3 separate regions of the Homo sapiens genome follow, and regions 2 and 3 are each linked to region 1. Evidence: read pairs that join two places in POLR2A ChIA-PET (ENCODE). Cell type or tissue: MCF 10A. All regions are shown on one strand. Region 1 holds the start of SMAD5 (SMAD family member 5). Region 2 overlaps TGFBI (transforming growth factor beta induced). Region 3 has its middle 22 kb from the start of TGFBI.

Region 1 (5,000 bases):
AGGAATCTTGTAATCACAAATTCTTCTGACGTATGTACAGTGACTGCAAAACAGCAAATAATTTGTTTTGGGAAGGATTTTATTGGCTGTTTGAAGTGAGGAGTATCTCTACTATACAAAATATTTAAACCAAATTGTTATGTCCTATAATGTTCAACAAAGCACTCTGCAAACATCAGTTCTGGAAAAAAAAAAAACGTATCCTCCAAGGCAGGATTATATGCACTTCTGGGAGTTGTAAACCCATGCAGGCTCCAGAAATATTTGCCTTCCAAGGGCTGGAAACTTCTGAATTAACAACAAATAATCAGTGAGTGTGACAAAGAGTTAAAGTACACAGACTTTACTTTCTCAAAGTTTATGATGTAGTAAAGAAGTTTAAGATGGAGACCTGAAATTGCAAACTGGTGGCCAGTAGGCTAAATCGGGACCATGGATTTGTTTTGTTTGGCTTGCATGTAGTTGGCCTCCAGAATGTCTAACAGAGTGAGAGGAAGGGAGCGGGGTGGGGGGCGGGCAGGAGACAGGCAAAGAGAGAGAAAAATAGAAAGAAGTTGCTAAACAGATATAATTGAGATTTTCACATAAAAATCTAAATTTCCAGCTTTGCTTGAAAAATCAGAATATCTGCCAACACTGGGTCCTTATTCCCACATTTCCCTATGGTAACAGTTGGCTGGAATGAAATAGCAGTGACCCCTTTGGTCTCTGGAACTAGACACTCACTCTCTGGTCTCTTCCCCCACTTCCCCTTCACTCCTTTACTAGCCCTCTGTCACCATTTCAGATGGCCACCCCTAATGCAGAGACTTCTGGACATTTATTTAGTTTCTTCTCCACAGAAATAAACTTCTAGAGCCTGGAGCAAAATAGTGGCTGCGCCATTTGTGTGTCAGATGAGATGACCCTGGCTCGGGCCATGGAGGTGGCAATTGAGGTGTGAGAAATGGTCAGATTTAGGATAAATTTTGAAGAAAGAGTCAGTAGAATTTCTGATGGATTGGATTAGGGTGTCAAAGAGCATTCCAAAATGACCCCGATTTTGATTTTTACTTATTTTAAAAAGAAAACCTATAATAGAACATTGGAGAGCCAGTATTGACCTTTTCAAATAAAAACAAAATTATTCAAAAGCTTTTTCTTACTAGTACTATTCAAATCGGGTACCCTATGTGGTACCAATATTATATTCTAGGAAATACTGACGGTTTTGGAAATTTGGAGGAAAAAGCATCGAGAAGAGCTCCAATTACTTAGAAAAGAGAGTCCAGGAGATGGGGTGGTGTATATAAGCCTATGGATGGTGTCTCTGCAACTCAGTGGCCCCGCCTGTCCAGGGGCTGGGTCCCCACGGGATCTCCCTCCCCACAAGGAGGTGGAGAGGCTATGTGTCTTGAACAACTGGGGTTGCGATCCAGTGTATGGGCAGTCCCACTCCTGGAACTCCAGGGTGGGCACTCGCTCCATTTCCACAGGCCCTCAAGGGTTCCAGGATTGCCCCGTGGGAGGGGTTTTAGTGCTGCATCTAGTAAGAAGCTGTAAGATGCTCAGAAACATGTTTTGAAGCTACTTTGCACAGAAAGAAGACTCTTCATTCAGATTTGTATTACAGATCAATAAAAGTAGCTAAGTCGTATCTGAAGATGTTTTTGTTTACACTTTGTATGTGACAGAAAACCTCCAGTTGTCTGTGTCAAGGACAATTACTTAATTTTATTACAATGTATACTGATTTGGTTAGTGGAAGCTTCTAGCGCCTACTGTGGTGGTGGTGGGAGCTATCTGATTCCCATTCCCAGGCCTGGCCATCGACGCGAAGGCCTCCAGCTGATCGGAAGTCGGCGTTGGCCGGCGCGGAGCCCGGCGCGGAGGCTTCTTTCAGCCGCCCGGGCAAGACACCCCTCCCTCGGTCCCGCAGCGGTCACTCCGCCTCTGGCGCGCATGCGCCGACCCCAGCGGGCGTCCTCCCGGGCTCCCTCTCCCTCCCTCCCTCATCCGGGTCCTGGGCGAGCGGGCGCCGTGCGCGTGTCCCGCGGCCGAGCTGCTAATAAAGTTGCAGCGAGGAGAAGCGCAGCGACGGCGTCGGGAGAGCGCGCCTAGCCGGCTCGCGAGTGAGTGAGGGTCCCCGGCGCGCGCGGGCGAGGGGAACTGGGGGCTGCAGGCTCTGCCCCGGCGGACTCGGGCCGAGGCGGGGGCGTTCGGCCGCGGACGGAGCGGAAACGACCCAGGGCCTGTCGGGCGGGAGGTAGGCCGAGTCCTGGCCTGCCGGGGTCCCGGCTGGCGGACACGGTGCGGCCCAGCGGCTGCGGAGGCCTCGCTGGCTGCCCGGGGCGTCCTGAGGCGGGGCCGGGGCTGGCCCTCGTCCCAGCCCCGCTGTTACCGCCCAGACTTTGGAGGGAGGCGTCTGGGACGCCCTGGAGGGGACCCCCTGACCCCGCGCTGTCCTGGGGAGCGGTTTGCTTTCCTAACTCATCGGATGTACCACCCTGGATACACACCCTTGATAGGACTGCGGTGCTCGGCCGGGCAGCCTGGGCTGCTGCACTGCGAAGCTGTCCAATGGCTTGATGAATCCGTGCCGCCGTCGCTTTGTGTTTCAAAGATAAGGATCCGCGCTTATCGGTGGGAATTACACTCTGGGCAGTTGTGACCGGCTACTGCAATCAGCTGGTAGTTAGACCTGGTTTCTGCCACTTGCCATGTCAGTTTTCACCACTGCAAGGATTTCTTCTACTTCATGTAAACTTCTCTGTGCTGCAAAGAGAATGCCAAAGCAGCGTCTTTTTGCCTTCACCATATTCAGCCGCTGGCCGGGTCCTATACTTCAATATCAGGGCTCAAATTAATATTCCAGTCTCTTCCCCTCCCCTTTTCCCCTCTCCTCCTTTCAGCTGCTGTTACTACGTGGAGTTTGGAGCCTAAGCTTTGAAAACTCCCATGTGGCGCGCCCGTCTTAAGTCTGAGCATGCTCAGTAGCCAAAACAGATTTTTGGTTGCAGAACTCGGGCGAGGATACTTGGGGTATTTGGACGTTTGCCGGCTTCCCAACAGAATGTTCCGGTTCTGGTGGTGATGGCATTGGAGAATGGGGCTTAGGCAAGCCTGTAGGTGAGGAATGGCTGAACACCCTGAGCCAGATGTTTATCTTGATTGTAAAGACAATGTTTCCTGACCAGCTGGAGCTTTGGGGGGGGGGGGGGGGTGTTGCGGGGGGAGGGAGCAATTTTGGTTGCTTGTGCATTTAAATGGGTGTGGCGCTAAGTATATCTTGTTTACCTTATCTTTCTGTGGAAAAGTTTTGATGTCTAGGTTTGTCACATCATGCCTGTTGCCTAGCACTACCAAAAGGGTTGTTATCTAGCAGCAAAGATTGAATAGGTGGAGGTCGTGGCTTGGCCTCACAGAAGTTGAGAGGAAAGGGTACTTGGGTTGCGTTTTTGAAAATTCGTATTTAAAACTAGAGTACTTGAATTTCCTTAGAGTACCTGAATTGCCCAGAGTGAATTAGTTTTTAATTTTAATTTGAAAGACAAAAGATTGAAAACCTTAGTCCCAGTAGGTTTAGTAACATTCCAAATAGCTTACAATTTCTGCTAGATGCCAATGCAGTAGTATCCATTGTGGGGAAAACAGTACCTACATTCAGTGTGACAGTTTCACATTTATGGATCCAAATATCATTATGAAATTAGTGTTCCAAATTTAAGGAGCTATTTGCAGATGTATAACAAATTATTTTAGTCTTTTATTCCTTTGGTAACTATTAATATTTTTTTCTCTACAGTGAAAATTGTAAAAATGCAAAACTTAGACAATTTAACAAAACTTAACCTTCATAAAGGTTGTAGATACTATGTTTAGATTTATAAAGTTTAATTTTGATGATTATTTGTGTGATTGTTCCTATACAGCTTCCTTTCCTTCCCTTTCCACATTGTTGCTCCCTCAGTCTTTTTTACATTACTGCTGTTAATTTACCCATGTATCTTTGTTAAAAATACCTTATTCATCATTTTGTGCTTCCATTCCTTTCAGATCATAGCTGAAATAAGCAAGAAAAGTTAGATTAACCTTCTCAACTGACTTTACTCTCAGGTTTTAAAGGCATCCACATGATATGGTCTAGTTAAAAGGAGGAAGAGAGCAGCAAACTGGAAAAAAAGAATAAAATATTTTCGTAGGTTCTGTACAGATCTGGTAGTATTATCTGCGTGTCTGGTTCACTGTGGTAGGCGCCACAGAAATGGGTAGATTGATAATGTGTTGGATTTCTTTCCCCTCTGGCAAAGTCAGCTATTAATTTCAGTGGGAGACAGTGGCAGAATGTTGTTACTAATGAGGTTTGAATCAGATTGTTGTTTACTGTTGGTTATGTAACATGTTGCTGGGAGTATTATTAAAAGTTGCATTCTGCAGCAAAGTAGAGGCAAGTAAATTCTGCTTACCCTCTTCACTGGGTTTTAATTCTTGGCTGAACCTGAAGGCACATTAGATTACAACCATAATTATACCTGGGCAGCCTGTCTGTTTCCTGTTTTCATCATGAACCCAAACATTATGATTTGCAGTGATGATCTTTTTTGTCCTTTGCATTGAACGGAGGCAGTGTGTTTTCTCCCTCTACTGAAAACAGATTTGTAACTTGGTCAAATTAAAGATTTTAGTGTTTTGAAAACTAGGCAGTAAAATACCAGTTTTTCATTTCTTAATACAGTTACTTAAGTTGAAATACCATCTAAAAAAATCTATTTCATATATATTCTTTGTCTTTATGTAAATTTTAATATTACTAGTACTTTGTAGAGTTAAAGAAACTCTTTTTGTTTATGACATATCAGTGTTTATTATTACCAGATGTATATGTTGGTCTAGGCAATGAGCCACACATCTGGGTGAATTTCAGAGCTGACTTGAGTACGCTTGAGGATATAGGTGTCTATTCTCTTGGTTTATCAGTCTTCCCTGTTTTTACTTCTAGACGATCTATATTCCTTGTATCT
Region 2 (5,000 bases), 80 kb before region 1:
CAGGAGGCTGAGGTAGGAGAATCACTTGAACCTGGGAGGCAGAAGTTGCAATAAGCCCAGATCATGCCACTGCACTCCAGCCTGGGCAACAAAGCTAGACTCTCTCAAAAGAAAAAAACAAAACAAAACAAAACAAAACAAAAAAAACTCCTTATTATAAACTGTAAGAAAAAAAAGGCCCCTACTTCGTCCCTTTTGCAAATCTGCCTTTTCCTACTCACTAACCAGCTGGTTCAGAGCAAGGACACTCTGTTTGGTGCCATCGCTGCAGACTGGAAGGAAGAGGTCCTTGCCCCACACCCAACAGTCTCCTGCTGTTACCGGCAGGTTGGCAGGCAGGCAGGCGAGAAGCAGCCAGGGCTGGTGGTGTGTCCAGTTTGAAGACTAGTTTCCAGCCCTGGCCCTGCTCACCCTCCAAGTGGCCCTGGCAGGTTCCTCTACCACATCGTGGACTTCACCTTCCTTCTCTAAGAAGCTCAATCCCCAAGGCCTCATTCCCATAGGCCTTCTCACCCTTTTTCTTTCCCTCTGGCTGAATGTGGCCAGCACGGGCTTCCAAGGCCATCAACTCGTCTGCAGCAGCCCCATGCCTTGCAGGGCCTCAGAGCTTCCTCCTGCCTATGACAGTGTGGTTTTGGTTCCCACACTTGGGATCAGATTGAAACTCGCCTCCGTGGTGAGAATATGGGACATAGAGCCTCGGTGACCTTGGTGAGCAGCAGTCCAGGCCACCTGCTCAGCCTGGGGTTGGGGGGGGCTCCTCCTCCTTGACTGGTCCTTGCATTTGCCTCCATCCAGCCTGTCTGGGCTCTCCGAGGCAATGGAGACCAGCAGGAGTCACGATGGGTCAGGAGCCCCCTTTGGGCCTCAGCCCTGCCCTGCCCCCTAAAGTAGCACTTGGATAAGCAAATAAATTATTATACTTACTATTTATGGGTGTGGTGAATGGGATGGCAAAGGCCAAGTCTTACTGATCACCAAACCTTAAGATATATCCTGGCAGCTAGTAGACCCTTGGGCTAAATGAACAGAAAACTGGACAAATAAAGTGTACACAAATAACTCAAAGCTGTCATTTGTACACTTTTCGTCTTTTCCTACTACAGTTTACATTTTTATAAAGGTGAGTAGATTTCTAAAATCCCGTGGTAGGCTCTCTTGAGTTTTTCTTGTATCCCTGAAGTTCAGCTACAAATAAGCTAATCACTAACATTTGTTGAGCATTTACTCTGTTGTCAGGCCCCGTGCCGAGTGCTTTAGGTTCAGAATTTCATGTCATCCCCACAGCAGCCCTAGGAGATGAATGCAATTCTTATGTCCACTTGACTGATAAGGAAGTTGAGGTTCAAAGAGGCTAAATGACTCTCCCAGGGTCCCACAGCTGGAAAGTGGCCACAGGGCCCCAGCTGGTTTTCTAGGGCAGCAGGCAGAAGGCGAGGAGGATCTGGGCCCTGTGGTGCCCCAGCCTCATCTGAGGGTCCTCATCTGAGAGAACAGGATCCTCACAGCATGGGCAGGCTGCAAGTGGTCCCTGAGGTTATCGTGGAGTGGACCCTGACTTGACCTGAGTCTGTTTGGACCCCAGACCTGCTGAACAACCACATCTTGAAGTCAGCTATGTGTGCTGAAGCCATCGTTGCGGGGCTGTCTGTAGAGACCCTGGAGGGCACGACACTGGAGGTGGGCTGCAGCGGGGACATGCTCACTATCAACGGGAAGGCGATCATCTCCAATAAAGACATCCTAGCCACCAACGGGGTGATCCACTACATTGATGAGCTACTCATCCCAGACTCAGGTAGGCCAGGCCTCCGGGGGCCTTGGCCCTGCCTGGCCCACCATCTCTTCTGCCATCCTTTGTGGCGGGGGAGGGGAAATTCAGAGATCTTTGGGCGACTTCCCTGCCTGGACCCAGCTCACAGCTTCTCGGCCACTGCAAATGTGTGGGTTGTGACCAGACTGATGTGTCTTGAGCTTCAGGCTTGCAAGTGCAGTGGAGAGGCAGTGGGGAGCTATTGAAGGGGTCTGGGGACAGACTCAATCACAGAGGCCTTTCAGAAGATCTGCCTGCTGTGCATGGGCAAAGAGGGCCACTTGCTGACCTCAGAGCATGTGCTTTCTCAGTAGTGCCCAAGCTGTCCCATGGTCACTGACCCAGTTAGAATGACTGAATGGACTTTGGCTTGTGTCTCATTAGGAATCCTAGCCCCATTCTAGTCTTCCAGTGAGATCTGTCCATGAGTGAAGGAATCTCACAGGAAAAAACAAAATGCTTCTATGGGTGTGGTTGCTGGCCTTATCTACACCACAGAAGCCATCACACAGACTGTCTTTCTTCCCATTGTTAGAATGTGCCCTGACCAAGCAGCCCACAGGGCCTGGGACAGAGGCTGATCTCTGCCTAACTGAGCTCACCTCTCCTCCCTCTCCTCCTGACTGGTTAGATTTTCTAGGTGACTGTTCCCCTGATGACACAAGCCCGCTGGGCCCCAGCAGTGTTTAGAGGGGTTGTTGACTCACGAGATGACATTCCTGCTGATGTGTGTCATGCCCTGGGGTGGATGAATGATAAATGAAAACAGCGCTTTTAACTTTTGAACCCACTTTCTCCTTCCTTGTAGCCAAGACACTATTTGAATTGGCTGCAGAGTCTGATGTGTCCACAGCCATTGACCTTTTCAGACAAGCCGGCCTCGGCAATCATCTCTCTGGAAGTGAGCGGTTGACCCTCCTGGCTCCCCTGAATTCTGTATTCAAAGGTAACATGGGGAAGGCATCCCTGTTAGATTGTCCCTGGAGGCAGCTTCCCCACCCCTGTCACCTCCACAACACTCTCCGATTTACAGCACCCCATGGGACATTAGAACTTCCACTCAGCTCAACCAAAAGCAGATGTGACTTCAGCAGAAACTTCAGAGGCTCTGTTGTTTCATTAGGCAGTGCAGAGAATGCCTTTGGGGAGCCGTTCCTCAGAACTCAAGACTTGACATCTGGGAGGCAGCCGTTCCTCAGAACTCAAGACTTGACATCTGGGAGAGCAGAGCATTCCCTTGCCTTTCTATTTGCAGGGTCACTTGCCAATGTATAGTCAAGAGGTCAGAGTGAGGGTACAGCTGAGCTGCAGCCCCAGGAAGGCAGAGAAGGGGGCCAAGTTGTGTGCGTGCCTGCCCTTCCCTCTTAGGGCAAAACTCCAAACACCCTTGATTATCTGGATCTTCTTTAATTCTCCATAGAAGATACCAGATGTTAAGGAATATTGGCAGCTTCACTTGGTTTCTCAATCCCTGTTTCCAAACTCAAGGAGGGATGGGCTTTTTCACTGTATTTATCTCTCATCACTCTCTTCATTGCAGGAGCACATCTCTCTGGACCTAACCATCACCCTTTCTTGTAGATGGAACCCCTCCAATTGATGCCCATACAAGGAATTTGCTTCGGAACCACATAATTAAAGACCAGCTGGCCTCTAAGTATCTGTACCATGGACAGACCCTGGAAACTCTGGGCGGCAAAAAACTGAGAGTTTTTGTTTATCGTAATGTAAGTTCTGGGTCCTAAATCATGCTCCTGGGAAGCTCCTTACTGTGGGACTTGTATTAGTGTAAAAAAAAATGTCCTCAATAAGCAGGAGTTTGCATGAGAACTGGTTGCTGACAAGGAAGGAAATAATTTCTGGAAAATATAGATAACAAAATGAGATCCTGCAGAAGGATTGGAATCTCTTTTTCTGGAGGCCTTTGAGAATAAACCACACAATTATCCAACCTGTATTGTGAAGGAATAAGTCCTTCTTGAATTCAGGAATTAACACCTGGGAGGAGGGATGGAGTTCAGACTCTTTCTGAGCTTATGAGAAGAGAAGCCCCCTAAACTAAAATACAGCCCTCCTTGGTCCAAAAGGTGCCTTCTCTCTTCTGCTGTATCTTCTTTGTTTTCAAACCCAACAGTTACCCTGGAAATCAAAAAGGAAGTACAACTCAACATAGCTCTTGCCTGGGACCAACCAGCACCATTTGGCTAAAGATGGTTATCATCTGTTAAACAAAGAAATAAATAAATGGGTTCAACGTATTTATTTCAACATTGTCAATGGACCTCATGTGTAACTGATATTCTCATTATGGGACCTCTGTGTGACTTTATTGGGGCCTCTCTAACCGTTCTTTCCTTAAGGAAGACCATTTATTGTTTTATTTCCTGGAGAAAATACATCATTTTATCCCAGCCTTAATAACCCATCCCAGTGTATACTCCTTCATCTTCATGGATAATGACCCTGCTACATGCTCTGAACAAATCAGGAGGCCCCTCGTGGAAGTATAACCAGTCCTTTCTTTCTCTGTCCCTCTTCTGTGCAGAGCCTCTGCATTGAGAACAGCTGCATCGCGGCCCACGACAAGAGGGGGAGGTACGGGACCCTGTTCACGATGGACCGGGTGCTGACCCCCCCAATGGGGACTGTCATGGATGTCCTGAAGGGAGACAATCGCTTTAGGTAATTAGTTCCATCCCCGGGTGGAGCTTCTGCCCAGTGGTCATGCTGGAGTGGGATGTGGGGCCCCAGCTATTTGTCAAGCTTTCTTCTACCTTGGGGATTCAATTAACACTAGCAGTGCACTGCTGCGACCTTCCAGACTTGGGATGGGGAAAAGGCAAGGGTCGCCTTGAAAGCTTACATTGGGAAGAAGGGTTACTTCTAAGAGTGTAATCTTCACATGCATGGGAAGCAGGGAGGGGGGACTACATTTTTATGACTGAAGTGCAAGGAAAACATCACCCTCTCATTGTAAAGCTCCAAGTGAGCCAAGAGCACATAGTTTACAGTGCACGATGAGCCTCTCACTCTCTGCGCAGTATCTGTTTATTGCAACTGAAGCACCCTTGTGAGTTTGTTTTCTTGCCCGGCTATCTCCATTTCTGACTTGCTCATTCACCTTGGGGTGCTGTCATATTGAATGTTTCCCTGTCACTGACTTCAGCCACCTGCACAAGGGCTTGGA
Region 3 (5,000 bases), 130 kb before region 1:
GATCCCCTAGGCCACAGGTCCATCGCTGTTTGGAAACCCACTAAAATGACTCACAAAACTCAGCTTAAAGTGTACTCAGCTTAAAGTGTACTCATAGCCAAGATTTATTACAGCAGTGTTGTAAGGATATATGAGTGGCTCATGAAGGGAAAAGGCACAGGCAGTCTGGAGGAATTCATGTGCAGGTTTCCTCATGCTCTCTCTCACCCATTAGGAGTCACGCACAGCTTACTCTTCACCAGTGAGAAAAATGAAACAACGTATGCATGATGTATCTGTCTAGGGAAGCCCATCAGAGACCCATTACACAAGTTTTTTTTACTGGGGTCTGATCATGATCATGTAGGTCCTTCTGTCTAGCATGAACTAAAATTCCAAGAGAGCAGGTGTTTAGTAGCAGGCCTTTCTAAGTATTGCAGTCTTCAGGCCTGCTCGGTGAACTCTTTTCTAGACAGCCCCCTTTAAATTTATTTTTTTTAGAATGCTATGGGCCATTTCGATTTGCATACTAAGGGCTGTTTTCTCTAATGATATCTTTGATTATTGCTTTCTTCCCACTTGAGTGGGTTTCTTTCTTCAGAAGTTCTGTAATTCTTGGATATAGCAGGACAGAGAAGGAGGACCGAATCATCCTGTCCTTCCTCATCATTTTCATCATTTTGCTCTTCTCCTTTGATCTCATTCTTGCCCTCCACATTACTGATTCACTTTTCTATGGTGTCAGCTCTGCTCCTTGTTGACTTAATTTTTTTTTTCAGATATTGCATTAAAAACATTTTTAATTGCAAACCTGAGTACTTTTTCAGAAGTTTCATGATTTTCTCCCCCCAGTCCCCACCCCTCCACCCCTCCTCAAATAGTGAAAGGTCTATCTAGACCCACTGATTTATAAAAGAGAAGTTTTAGGGGTTTGTACTTGTCACTGCCCTTGACATCTTGGGTGTCTATCAAAAGCCTTGTTAAATAAACAGTTGAGCAGCCGATTGTGGTGTGCAGCTTCTAGTGCTGTTCTTAGTGACCACACGTTTTTGTTTACTGAACGTCTGTTAAACTGAAATCCATCTTCTTCTACCCCACCATGTAGCTCCTTGACATGATACAGAAATGGAATGTGTAGAAAGGGCAGTGCCCTGGCATGCCTCCCTCCAACGTTGCCATCGTGGGCTGTGGCTGCAGTGCCGTGCCCATGGGACTCTCCTCCTGGCTACTGTGGAACCCATAGTTCCTCCCTGTGCATCTCCAAGGCCATGAGGAGGGGGTCCCGTGCAGCCAGGGGGCCCCCCGGGAAAGCACCCGAGTTTTGCATGGCACAGCCCTGTGTTCCTGGTTATAGGGGCAGGTTCCCTGGCACACAGTGTGGGTGGCCCTGAAATGAGATTTTCAATCCAGCTTCTTGCCTGGCCTTAGGTTGAATCTTGATCTTAACTCACAGAATAACGTTTTTACTTTTTTCAACATCATCTTGGATATTTTCAGGAGAAGTTGGGAGCAGCTTGGTAGGAGGCTATTAACCAAGAATCATTTAAAAACTAAAGTCTTGAGGAAAATTCTAACTAAGGGGCCACGGGGGATCACAAAGAATAAAATGCTATAAGCAACCGAGGGAGTAGTCTCATTAGGGCGCTAAGACAGACACACGTATCATAGAAAATAACTAACAATACCAGACGGTGTATCACGAGGGTGCCCTGGGAGCGTGGTGGGCCGGGAATCAGGAACACCGGCTCCCCTTTCGTGACTCCAATACGGACTTGCTGTGTAACCTCAGATGAGGCAGAGCTCCCTTCTGGAACTCTCTTGCCTTGTTTACAAATGAGGGGATTGGTCTAGTTTCCAGTGTGCCTCCAGCTCCAACATTCATCATCTTTCTCGGCTGCTGTGATTCAGTGGGAACACTGCAGAAATGAGGGACTGGCTGACCTTGAGCTGAATGGTCAGCTCCAGGGGCCAAAGGAACAGAAACAGCAGATACTTCCCAGTGTCCCGCCTTTGTGCCAGGGAGAATCTCGTGTGCCCCCAGAGGGCTGCTGTCTCTTATGCCCCATTCCCACTTCTCCAGCTTGTCTCTGTTCGATTTCCTCAGAGGAGCTGGCCCATACATTGTATAACTTTTCACTTTACAAACATTTGATCTACTCAAGTCATCTTGCCTCTGTGTATGTGTGCACCTAATATAGCAGAAAATGGATTTCAGGCTTCCTTTTAAAAGAAGTCAATTATCCCTCTTATGACTGATTCATAATTTAGCCATAAGGAGCTGGACGTTACTTCATTCTGACAATGAGCCATGATCCCTTTGTTAGGCCAAGTTTAGACAAGGAATCTAAGGCACAAGTGAGTAACTCCTGATGCATCAGGGTGTGCAGAGACTCCTTGAGTTCCAGAGACCTTGAGGCCTAGTCTGGAGCCTCCAAGTGGATTTTTTTCTCTTCTGTTCAGAATTCCACATTCTCTACTGTCTGACATGTAGAGGTGAGTCAGCCTCATGGTAAAGAGCAGAGTGGCACCCTGCTGTTTGGCACGGCTGGTCTTAGGTGTGAACCCCCTTGGGGCAATAAAAGGAAGACCTGGGACCTCAGGGACTCCTGTACTCTGTCCCTCCACACATGGGCACGGCTGGCTGCCTGTCGTCCCGAGTTCTCTAAAGGCAGGAGCCCCCCGATACCCTCTACTCTGTCCCAAGACATCTCCTTGCCGCAACCCAGGACAGGAGGGGCAGTTAGCTAACTTAGCAGATTATAAAATAGCGCCAAGACCAGATATTCTACTTGATGCAAAATGCACTTGAGAGGCGTAAATAATTTAATTGGCTGTTGTCACGCAAACAGGATAATCACAAGTTCTCCCAAGTACTGGTTGTTCCAGCTCCCTCTCCTTTCAGGACAAATTGCTCACACTTATCCCACTCACATATACCAATACTTTAGGGAGAAAGAAGGGCAGGGAGAACTGCTTTCATAATTCCCAACTGTGAGGTGTTGCAAGAGGGGAACGTGTACAGGTCCCAAAGGATCTTTCTCTGTGGCTTTCTGGGACTTCACTGCCTGAACTCTTGTACCCAACAAAAAGATCACATTCTTCTTTGTTTCCCCAGTACCAGTGCTAGTGCACAGCCTGACCATAGCATTTTCCACATTGTCTGGCATTTGCCTAGTGTCTATCTTTCCCTGGGTCTGAACTTCCAAAGGTTAAGAACCAGGGCTCATTATCATCTTGGACAGAACCTAAGCAGAGTGGATGCTCAGCAGTGATTTGTTGAACCAAATAAATAAGTCAGCCCAAGGCTTTGCTAAAGAGCTGAAAGGATGATATTCCTGAGAAGACAAGTCAACAAACGTAGCCTGTGTGCATTCAGTTTACATAATTGATAAATATTTATTGAGCATTTACTGTGTCAGGCATTCGTCTAGATACTGGGGATATAGCAGTGAACAACACCAGTGAGATTCCTACCCACAAGAGTTTAAATGTAGGGGGAGACAGACAATAAACACCTAACAAAACAAATCAAATAGTAGCAGTCATTAAGAGACTTAAGATAATAGAGAGTGATCGGGATCAGGAAAGACCTTTCTGTCTGCTTTAAAGTGAGATCTGAATAATGAAAAGGGGAGAGAGCACTGCAGATGGAGGAGATAGCTAGTGCAAAGGCCCAGAGGTGGAACTAAACTTTCTTGTTAAAGAAACAGGAATCCAGAGTGGCTGAAGAGCACAGAGTGGGAGTGGAGAGTGGGGACTGGGGAGTGGAGGGCTGAAGTGTAGGCTAGGGCCAGATCACACGGGTTACTCTGACTGCATTGGGGAACCACTAAGGTACTTTGAGCTGGGCAGAGGAGGGTGGGACAAATCTGTTCATGGAGGCATTTTGAAAAGACCTTTTGGTAAAACCAGGGTCCCATCCTTCATGTACAGGATGTACCTAATACATCCACTCTTGTCGTTTTCCAGGAGGCAGAGGAACCTCGCCTGCTTCACCATCTGGTGCATGTTTGGACACATGGGGAGAGGTACTTCCTTGGCTGTGGGGCAGGGAGGAACAGAGTGGCTCCCATGAGGATAGAAGACACAAATTTGGTCTTGAAAGCGTTGAATTGTTCTTCATTGGCCAGGGCTCTTTTAGTTGCAAGTGACAGAGGCATAATACAAACTAGCTAAAGTCAGAAAAAGAATTTGTTGGCTATCAAAACTGGTCGTTCCCAGGGCACAACTGGCATGGAGGGCTCAGTGTTGGCAGGATTGTCTCTGTCACTTGGTCTTTCCCACTCTGCTTCTCTGTTTCTGTAGATGTTATTCTCTTTTAGGAGGGCTTCCTCCCAAATATCTTTAGACACAGGAAGTGGCATCTCTGTCCTGGGCTCCATGCCTCTGGGGACCCTGTGCTTTGGGGTAACTTCCTTGAAATTTTCTAAGCCCCTTGGATGCCTGGGACCAGCTGGAGCCATCATTGACAGCGAGGCAGGGTGCCCCAAACCTAGACCAGGACTCATATGGGCCCTGGTCCTCATGTCTCCCCAGTGGGACATCTGACTCTCTTTCACCTATGCTGGGTCAACCAGATATTCTGAGGAATTTTAGGAATCACATCCATGGGATTATCGAGGGACCCTGGGGCCAGGCCCCAGTTCCAGAAAGATGGTTTGGTGAATAGATCACTCTCATGAGGCAGTGTATTTCTTTCAGAGGATCCCATGAGATTGGGCCTCAAGAATGGTGCTGACAAGCTGATTTGGAATCCTCTTACTTCCATCTGATCTGAGTTCAGAGCTCTAGGCTATACTCGCCCTTGGGCTTCTACTGAGTGTGAAGGCCCAAGTGCCAGTCAATCCTGTTCATTCATGTTCTGATTATGGGGCACCAGAGGGTGGTGGAGGTGGTGGCCGGAGTCCTTTATCCTGTGTGCTTCCTGCTGCTGCAGCCAGGTAACCTCCCACACTGCTCCACAGGTCAGGATCTATACCATGTGGGCTGTGCCTGTTTCCTCCAAGAGTTTCCAGATCGTT

What was found. Peaks named below come from ENCODE experiments on the same cell type or tissue, not always from the same donor. Only the 100,000 strongest peaks of a DNase experiment are listed, where the experiment ranks them.
Region 2: POLR2A ChIA-PET joins it to region 1 with 14 read pairs; 6 of 35 experiments call an interaction of 5 or more read pairs at or near these places.
Region 3: POLR2A ChIA-PET joins it to region 1 with 13 read pairs; 2 of 35 experiments call an interaction of 5 or more read pairs at or near these places.

What each region holds. Positions count from the first base shown.
Region 1 is chr5:136,130,852-136,135,851 of GRCh38, forward strand. It overlaps SMAD5 (SMAD family member 5), which reads left to right and starts at 1,994. Exons shown (of 8, transcript NM_005903.7): 1 at 1,994-2,111. It overlaps SMAD5-AS1 (SMAD5 antisense RNA 1), which reads right to left and starts at 4,039. Exons shown (of 2, transcript NR_026763.1): 1 at 2,499-4,039. RefSeq lists enhancers at 1,258-1,317, 1,348-1,397 and a silencer at 1,708-2,347. In MCF 10A, no CTCF peak of the experiment used is centred here; DNase peaks (open chromatin) are centred at 1,960, 2,600 and 2,970.
Region 2 is chr5:136,051,322-136,056,321 of GRCh38, forward strand. TGFBI (transforming growth factor beta induced) reads left to right here. Exons shown (of 17, transcript NM_000358.3): 8 at 1,586-1,798; 9 at 2,622-2,759; 10 at 3,395-3,540; 11 at 4,359-4,495. Among named protein-coding and RNA genes, the nearest start is that of TGFBI, 25 kb to the left of the region's middle. RefSeq lists an enhancer at 1,911-3,110. In MCF 10A, no CTCF peak of the experiment used is centred here; a DNase peak (open chromatin) is centred at 2,510.
Region 3 is chr5:136,004,527-136,009,526 of GRCh38, forward strand. No RefSeq gene overlaps it. Among named protein-coding and RNA genes, the nearest start is that of TGFBI, 22 kb to the right of the region's middle. In MCF 10A, no CTCF peak of the experiment used is centred here; DNase peaks (open chromatin) are centred at 115, 1,835, 2,395 and 2,935.